2 separate regions of the Homo sapiens genome follow, and region 1 is linked to region 2. Evidence: chromatin contacts called from ENCODE Hi-C or POLR2A ChIA-PET data. All regions are on one chromosome and are shown on one strand. The core of a region is the stretch at or near the end of the contact, and the rest is flanking DNA. Distances in the headings are between cores, read along the strand shown.

Region 1 (4,648 bases), core at 1,756-4,255, 690 kb after region 2:
TGGGATTACAGGCACGTGCCATCATGCCCGGCTAATTTTGTATTTTTAGTAAAGACGGGGTTTCTCCATGTTGGTCAGGCTGGTCTCAAACTCCCGACCTCAGGTGATCCGCCCGCCTTGGCCTCCCAAAGTGCTGGGATCATAGGCGTGAGCCACCGTACCCGGCCGCTTCTGTGCTTGTTAAAAAAAGGTTGAAGGGGGAAAATCACAGTAGCTGCCCTCTCTCTGCTTTTAAGAAATGGAATGAGTCTGTGGGTGGCTACCAGACTGGGAGGGCTTGGGGATGCTGACTCTGTGGTGAGGTATTACGCAGTCAGGTTAATTTCCTTATACCACTTGTCAAGTTAGAAGGAGTAGAGAAGATGCCAGGTCTTCACTCATCCCTGGGCATTAAGGGAAAACTAAAGAGCTTCCAAGAGGAAATGCTCTGAGTTGAAGTCAGCTCATTGCGCCGCCTCAGTGTTTGACTTGGCATATTACTACGGGGTCTTTATTTTCTCATTACTAAACTGGGTCATGTAATTGACAAGACAGGGGACAGTCGGGGTGGGACCATTCTAGAAAATCTGTAACTGACTTTTTTTTTTTTAATGGAGTCTCGCTCTGTCGTCCAGGCTGGAGTGCAGTGGCGCGATTTCGGCTCACTGCAACCTCCGCCTCCTGGGTTCAAGCGATTCTTCTGCCTCAGCCTCCCGAGTAGCCGGGACTACAGGCAAGTGCCACCGCACCCAGCTGATTTTTGTATTTTTATTAGAGACAGGATTTCACGATGTTGCCCAGGCTGGTCTCAAACTCCTGACCTTAGGTGATCCACCCGCCTCAGCCTCCCAAAGTATTGGGATTACGGGCGTGGGCCACTGCACCCAGCCTGTAACTCACTTCTGAAGGTCCAGAAATTCCTTGTTTCCTTCTGTTATTTATAGTACGCTACTTATTTAAACCAAACATGAAGTTAATTGACACTTAGCCAGGCAATTTGGATTACCTGTGTGGCTTCACACAGGTATGGGTTGTAGACAAGTCTAAAAATAGAAAATGTTAAAATCCAGCTATCTCAGAAAAACTTGGGTTCATCTCCATCTCCTACCTCCCATATGTCACAAATAGACGCATGGGATGTGAAATGGTAACCTCTGGGTAAGGTGACAAAGGTACTCTAATCTTGGCTTACGTGGACTACACGGTTAATCCACTGAATAACAATCAGCATCTTCATCTGTGTGGTAGGAGAACCGGAGGTCAGAAGGGTAGAGGGGCGGCTAAAAGTACTTTGTTTCTATTACTGTATGACCTTGGACTAGTTACAAAACTTTTTGTGCCTACATTTCCTAATCCCTAATATGGGGTTAACAGTGCTTGCCTCTGTTTAAAAAAATTACTCAGTGATGCTTACTAAAGCATGGTAAGAAAGACTTTATTCAGGACCAACGCGATGGGTACAGGGATCAGGGAAACCCGGGGAGAGAGAGTGGGCTCCAATTCTGAATGCAGCGTCGGCAAGTAGAAATTTATGGCCATGTAAAATCACTAAGAGTAACCATCGGGGGAAGAGGGATTCTGGCTCAACCGATCTAAAGGATTCTTGTAGAACTCAGGCCAGGGTGAAAAGACATGACTGGGGGATAGAGGAAGATGAGGAACCTGATCTGCTATGAGGGGATGGGGGTTCTGTGCTAGAACTGGATTTTACAAGGAAGTGCACAGATGGGCCTAGCATGAGATTCAGAAGCCTGACTAAAGTTTGGCCAAGCAAAGAATCTTTGTCACCTCAGGGCTGTTGTGAGAATTTTAGGAGACACATCCACCAGCCTTGGCATGGGGCCTGATGCAGAGTAAGTGTTCACTAAACTTTACCTATTAACGTTAAAGCACTTTAAGTTGACAAACACTCCACGTACAGAGCTTTTAATGGGGCAAACAAGGGGCAGAGGCCTCAGCTGCAGGGTACTCAACCTCTAAGGAAGGGCGCTGGAGAAAACTGCACTTGCAGAGCCCCTGGCTGGAGGGCGGAGAACCATGTGGGTGTAAAGGGATGGCAAGGGCAGAACGTATGCCCCTGCCCACCTTAGACAGTTGCTAAAGGGTCTCCCAGGCACTCAGCCTAGCCTTTAAGTGAAAGCGGAGGAAACATTTAAAGAAATGAGATAGAGTTAAGGTGTTCGCCTGCCCTCCGCTGAAACACGTGGGGGCAGGTCAGGGGCACACCACAAATGCCCGTATCGCGCCTGTGTGTACCAGGCACCGTCCTCGGAGGTTAACGTGCAGTAACTCACTCGGGTCCCCACTTTCGGCACAGGCAGCAGGCCCAAGGTCACGCAGTGCCAAGGGACTGAGTCAGACCCGAGCCCGCGCGCCGCGGCCCACGGCCTGTGCCAGCGCGCTCCTCGCCGGGTAGGGGGCCTGGTCAGCCGCGTCAGACCTGAGAGTTGTGGCTGGGGGCGAGAGCTGCACCCCCCTACCGACCCCGGGCGGGAATGTTCCAGAACCCCTGCGAGCAGCCGTTGGCCGCACAGCCCCCGGGCCGGCCGCGACCCCGCCTTGCGCCGCGAAGGTCCCTAGCTCCGGGGAGTCGCGGGCGAGGGGCACGCGCACGGACGAGACCGCACCGCAGCGCACGCGCACTGGCGGGCACTCACTCGCCCGCCGCCCGGGAGGAGAAGGAAGGCATGGAAAGTTCCAGCCGGTTCGAGAGCTAGGTAGCAGGCATGGCAGGAGGCGGGGTAGGGGCAGGCAGGGTCGCGAGGGGGCGTGCGGCCGCCGCGAGCCGCTCTGGGCCGCGTCTGCAGCACCGCCCCTAGCCGCGGCCGGCGGGCTGGGCTGGGGTCGGGGCGGGGGCGGTGCGGCGGGTGCGGGGCTGCGGAGGGGGCGTGGCGGCCGCCCGCGGGCGGAGAGGGGGCGGGGCGGCGGCAAGGCGCGCGGGCGGGGCGGGGCGCGCCGAGGGGGCGTGGCGCGGCGTCTGCGCAGCTGCCAGCGCCTTTAAGCCCGGGCTCGCGCTCTCGGACCGTGCTTTCGCCGCCTGGGAGCCGTCCGGCGCAGCAGTTTCTAGGTCCCCACTGTCCCCGCCGTCCCGCCCCTTCGCGTCCCGGGAACCGGCTGGCTTCCGAGCCGCACTCGCCGATCCTCCAGGCATGCCCCGCTACGAGCTGGCTTTAATCCTGAAAGCCATGCAGCGGGTAAGTGACCTTCCCTCAGAGCCGGTCTTCCCGCGCGGGCGCCCCCGCTGCCGCTAGGCCGCCGTCCCCCGCGCGCCCTGGCCGCGGGACCCCGGGCCTTCCTGCACTCCTCGGAGGAGGCCGGGGCGGCGGGCGGGCGGCGGGCGTCCGCGGGAAGGGGGCGCGCGTGGGCCGGCCGGGCCCGGCCGCGTGCGCGCGGGAGGCGGGGGTGTGCCTGCGCGTGTGCGCGGTCCGGGAGGGTGTGCCTCGCAAGCGGCCCGCCGGGCGGGGGGCGGGGCGGACCGAGCGGGCCCCGACCCCGATCCCGGCGCCGGCCCGCGGGAGTCCAGTGGAAGGTCCGCGGGAGGACACGCGCGGGCGCCCAGCCCGACTCCGGCCCGTCCCCGCCAGTCGTGAAGCTGCCTCGTCGCCGGCCCCGCCGCCGCCGCCTGGTCCGTCCCGCTCCGCCGCCCGCCGGCTGCCGCCGACCGCCTCCGCTCTAGCGCCCGCCGGCCGCCCGGAACGTCCGCGCCCAATAAAGCGTTCCTCCAAAGCTTGTTTGTGCCGTTGTCTGTATTCCAGTCTCTTGCAATCGCTCTCATGTTAAAAAAAAATCTTTTGACTTTTCTTTTTCTGACTTCAGCGAAAATCCCGCTCCGGGTGCCCTTAGCCCAGTTTCATTCATCCAAGTTGTGGCCTTTCTTGCGCCTCCAGAAGACACTTTCTTCCCCCTGCTTTTGATTGATCTTGAGGTAGGGGATTTCAGGTTTGGAGGGATGCTAAGCGAACCAGCGGCCCCTTTCAGGTGACGGCGTGGCCAAGGACAGGGGCCCGCGGCCCGGAGGCAGCTCACTTCGTCCTCTGTCCTGGGTCATGTACTCCTCAAGTCGTCGCCGAAATCCCCATTCTCCCGTGAATTCGGAATTCGGTAACGTAGTTTGGTGTTATGTTTTTTTTTCTCCACCAGGTGTAATAAAACAAAAATCATTGTACCACGTCCGAACTTTGTAAGCACAGCTTCCTACAGCGCTAGAGGAGTGGACGCATTTTTACGTTTGAAATTAGGCTCCAGGTCAATTGCGAGGAGTATTACCAAGTTTGGTTGAACTTAAGCTCAATTGATAAACTAACAATCACGGAGCGTCGGGAGATTGTTAGGAAGTGTGCTTTGCATATTGTTAACTGGGAAGGGACGCCAGTGCCTCTCTATGAGGTCCAGACAGCCTGGCCAGGCATGCCATTGTGTCCCCCAGCTTGTTCTTCATGGATTTGGAAGAAGTTAAGATAGTATCTGTTCAGCCTCTTGAATATCCCTTTTGGCCCTCCTCCTTGCTTACCAGCATATGTAACTCCGAAAGGATAGGAGCAGTGAAAACAAAGCATTATTAAAAGGGAAGATTTTTAATTAGGTGGAAGTTGTTTAAGCCCTCCCTTCAACTTACGTGTTTTAGGGAATGTGGAACCTGGGAAATTCGTTACTGAAATTCCTTTTGTTT
Region 2 (4,394 bases), core at 262-2,761:
GCCACTTTCTGGAAGGCACCTCATCACGCATTGGCAGGGCTATGTCCCTCACAGGTTGCCCCAGATGACGGTCTTCCCAAGTGACTTCTGCTCCAGGTCCACTGTTCAGGCTCCCCTTGGTCCTACCCCTCCAGACATCCAGCCTTGGGGGGATCCTGGGCCCCTACTGTTCTTTCCTATATCAGCCTCAGCCAAGCTCTCCTCACCCCTCAATCCATCAGATGTCCTCCAGTGACATTGAACTTCAAAGAAAGAGCAGAGGCCAGGTGTGGTGGCTCATGTCTGTAATCCCAGCACTTTGGGAGGCTGAGGTGAGTGGATCACCTGAGGTCAGGAGTTCAAGACCAGCCTGCCCAACATGGTGAAACTCTGTCTCTACTAAAAATACAAAAAAATTAGCCGAGCATGGTGGCGGGCACCTGTAATCCCAGCTACTCGGGAGGCTGAGGCAGGAGAATTGCTTGAACCTGGGAGGTGGAGGTTGCAGTGAGCCGAGATTGTGCTACTACACTCCTGCCTGGGCGGCAGAGACCCTGTCTCAAAAAAAAAAAAGAAAGAAAGAAAAGAAGAAAGGGAGGGAGGAAGGAAGGAAGGAAGGAAGGAAAAAGAAAAGTAAAGAACAGAAAAAGAAGAAAGGAAAAGAAAAGAAAGGAAAAGAAAAGAAGGGAAGAAGGAAAGAGCAGAGAGGCCCAGTCGCTCTTCTCAGAGTCTCCGTGGCATCTCGGTAGATTTGCTGATCCCTTTACATAACCCAAGTTGAGGCATGCCCTAATTTCACCCACAAATGCTACTAAGCCCAGGCCCTTATCCAGCCAAAACCATCCTGCCAAGCTCCCACCACCACCATCAGCATCATTTTCAGGTTGTTGGTCATCACTGGTTGTTGGTCATCACTGGTTGTTGGTCATCTATGTCACCTAACAGGCCACTCATGACGTTAGCCCTTGACTTCAAAAAGGACCTCAAAGAAAATTCCAGTTTTCACTCCAAAAGGAGAAATCAGGCCGAGCTGTGATGGCTCATGCCTGTATTCCCAGCACTATGGGAGGCTGAGGCAGGCGGATCGCTTGAGCCCAGGAGTTTGAGACCACCCTGGGCAAACCTATCTTTCCAAAAAAATACAAAAAGATTAGCTGGGCATGGTGGTGCGTGCCTGTAGTCTCAGCTAGTCAGGAGGCTGAGGTGGGAGGATCACTTAAGCCTGGAAGGTTGAGGCTGCAGTGAGCGGTGATGGTGCCACTGCACTCCAGCCTGGATAACAGAGCAAGATGCTGTCTCAAAAACTAGCAAACGAAACAAAAGGAGAAACTGCTGGCAGCCCCTAATCTAGTACTGTCCCGGCTCCACCCACCTTCAGATCCAGCCTCCTCCCCTGGCACACGGGAGCCCCCTCCTCTGACTGTGCTGAAAGTGAGGGAAGATCCCCTCTGGGGAGAGAGCTGTAGCCTTGACCTCTGCACACCTTACTTATCCAGAGCACGAGGCAGGGCCGCTGACTCATCCTGGTTTACCCTGGGCTTTCCCAGTTTCAGCACTGAAAGTCCCGCATCTGGAAAAGCCCCTGAGTCGCTGACAAACCAGACAGTCCGGACCATGCAAAGCACAGTGCATGGTGCTTTAGCCACAAAGTTGATTGAAAAGTCAGAGGCAGTGAGCCACAGGAAGCGCCACGTGACCCAGACTGCGAGGAGGACACAGGAAACCAACCCTCACTGTGTCCTGCTAGGGGGTTAACCCGTCTACAAGCATCAGGGTTGCCATTTCAGAGATCAGCAAACTGAACAGCAGTCGTGACTTGTCCTCGCCTGCAAGACAAGCGAGTAACAAATCCATGAAGGGAAGGACACGGAATTGAGCAAGGGGGCAGGGCCGGATGTCATTTTGGCGTTTTTTTTTCTTTCAGTGATTGAGGTAAAATTCACATAACATAAATTAACCATTTTAAAGTGTACGATTCAGAGGCATTTGGTACATTCACACTGTTGTGCAAGCACCACCTGTATCTCGTTCCAAAATATTTTCACTTCCCCAAAAGGAAACTGTGTCCCCATCAAGCAGCCACACCCTACTCCCTCACCCCCGCCCCCAGCCTCTGACAACCACCAATGTACCTTTTGTCTCTATGGATTTGCCTTTACTGAACAATTCATAGTAATGGAACCATACAATATGTAGTCCTTTGCGACTGGCTTTTTTTACTCAGCATCAATTTTTTTTTCTTTTTCTTCGAGACAGAGTCTTGCTCTGTCACCCCGGCTGGAGTGCAGTGGCATGATCTCGGCTCACTGCAACCTCCACCTCCTGGGCTCAAGCGATTCACATGCTTCAGCCTTCTGAGTAGCTGGGACTGCAGGTGTGCACCACCATGCATGGCTAAATTTTTTTTTTTTTTTTTTTTTTTTTTTTTTTTTTTTTTTTAGAGAGGGAGGTCTTACTACATTGCCCAGACTGGTCTCAAACTCCTGGCCTCAAGCAATCCTCCTTCCTCGGCTTCTCAAAGTGCTGGGATTACAGGCTTGAGCCATCACGCCCAGCCTATCATCCTAGTTTTGTTTTTTGGGTTTTTTGTTTGTTGGTTGGTTTGTTTGTTTGTTTTTGAGACCTAGTTTCACTCTTGTCACCCAGGCTGGAGTGCAATGGTGCAATCTTGGCTCACTGCAACCTCCGCCTCCTGGGTTCAAGTGATTCTCCTGCCTCAGCCTCTCAAGTAGTTGTGACTACAAGCATGCGCCACCACACCTGGCTAATTTTTGTATTTTTAGTAGAGACAGGGTTTCACCATATTGTCCAGCCTGATCTCAAACCCCTGATCTCAAGTGATCCTCCCACTTTGGCCTCCCAAAGTGCTGGGATTTCAAGTGTGAGCCACCGTGCCCGGCTGCCTCATCAATTCTCTATAAACAGTTATTAATGAGAAGTCAGTTGAGCTGTTTCTATGTATTTGTTTCCAGAAAGAAACAGGGTGCACCTAGACCACCCTGGACCTCAGTAAAAGGCTCTCTTCCCTTTAAATAACTGATCGAGAACTTCTAATTATTCTTCTATGAACCTTAGAATGTACCAAGAAAATCCATTCCACAGAGTCTTATTTCTGGGCATCCTGTGCATATGAGCTGAGAGGAATCTGTGATTTTTATGCAGCGCTGAATGTCATCAAAAGGCTTCGAGGAAGAGTTTCCTGAGTTTCCTTGATGTTCGCGGCGCTTACTGTTACTTTCACACTTAGCTAAGTAACCTTTGATACTGTGTGGTTATAACATAATAACCACAGGTCCTTTGTCTTCTCTGTCAAGAGTGAAGAATTCGAAGGACTTTAACCACTGGTAAAAGTGTCTTCTCACATAAACCGCATAGCAGCAAGCATTACGTGAACCAGCTGGTTATTCTCACTAAATGGGTTAGATACAAGTTACAAGCCGATCGCGAAGCTGCCTAGACTGGATTGAGTGTAGGTTAGCCAAACGGCATGATTGAGAAGATAAATCTCATCTGTCCACCCTTTTCCCGTTAGTTCCAAGCCAGCCTCGTGGCTGAGCCCAGCTTCCCAAGCCTCTCTGAAGATGGCGTCAGGCAGTCCAAGCCCGGTTTAGCTAAGAGTGCTTCCAGCCATCCCAGGCTGCAATCACGCCTTCCTTTGCCATCTGGGCTCTCCCCAGGTTAGTGGAACTGCTTTCTGGAAGGTGAGTCCTGCCCTGTGGAGTGCCTGGAGTAGGGACTGGTCACCAGCATTAAGTGCCCAGGGAGGGAGCACGTATACACGAATCAATTTTTAGAAGAGACAATAACCCACTCAAAAAAGGGCAACAGCCAGACTGGTAGCTCATGCCTGTAATTCCAGCATTTGGGAGGCTGAGGCGGGAGGATGGCTTGAGCCCAGGAGTTTAAGACCGGCCAGGGTAACTTAGTGAGACCCTCGTCTCTCTCTATATATATTTTTAATTAGCTGGGCATGGTGACCCCTACCTGTAGTCTCAGCTACTTGGGAGCCTGAGGTGGGAGGATGGCTTGACCCTAGGAAGTTGAGGTTGCAGTGAGCTATGATCATGCTGCTGCACCCCAAACTGGGCAACAGAACAAGACAAAAAAAAATGGAGTGGGGGAGAAAAGATGTGATAATAGAAAAAGAGATTCAAGTGTTGTTAAACAATGGGTGGCCAGCCGGGCACAGTGGCTCACGCCTATAATCCCAGCACTTTGGGAGGCCGAGGCAGGCAGATCACCTGAGGTCAGCAGTTCGAGACCAGCCTCAACATGGAGAAACCCCATCTCTACTAAAAAAAAAAAAATACAAAATTAGCCGGGCGTGGTGGTGCATGCCCGTAATCCCAGCTACTCAGAAGGCTGAGGCAGGAGAATTGCTTGAACCTGGGAGGCGGAGGTTGCGGTGAGCCGAG

What was found. A loop is a pair of places that touch in the nucleus more often than their neighbours do. ChIA-PET counts read pairs that join two places held with the same protein, here RNA polymerase II (POLR2A). Pooled maps may share reads with other maps.
Region 1: a loop to region 2 is called in a map of CD8-positive, alpha-beta T cell, with 13 times the contacts of the local background. The contact joins the promoter of SLC5A3 here to the enhancer-like site in region 2. A Hi-C loop is called at or near these places in 1 of 168 maps with a recorded cell type or tissue (CD8-positive, alpha-beta T cell) and 3 of 50 pooled maps. POLR2A ChIA-PET finds 5 or more read pairs at or near these places in 1 of 52 experiments (activated T-cell).

The regions. Positions count from the first base shown.
Region 1 is chr21:34,070,573-34,075,220 of GRCh38, forward strand. It overlaps SLC5A3 (solute carrier family 5 member 3), which reads left to right and starts at 3,006. Exons shown (of 2, transcript NM_006933.7): 1 at 3,006-3,173. MRPS6 (mitochondrial ribosomal protein S6) reads left to right here and starts at 3,006. Exons shown (of 3, transcript NM_032476.4): 1 at 3,006-3,173. The coding sequence starts at 3,129. RefSeq lists silencers at 2,454-2,973, 3,264-3,663 and an enhancer at 2,917-3,867.
Region 2 is chr21:33,381,705-33,386,098 of GRCh38, forward strand. No RefSeq gene overlaps it. Among named protein-coding and RNA genes, the nearest start is that of IFNGR2, 20 kb to the right of the region's middle. RefSeq lists enhancers at 1,302-1,661, 1,479-1,773 and a silencer at 4,339-4,394. Within about 2 kb of position 1,512, at least 37 of the 41 ENCODE cell types and tissues checked have a DNase peak (open chromatin) inside an H3K27ac peak, as active enhancers do; they include CD8-positive, alpha-beta T cell, where a contact is called at or near this core.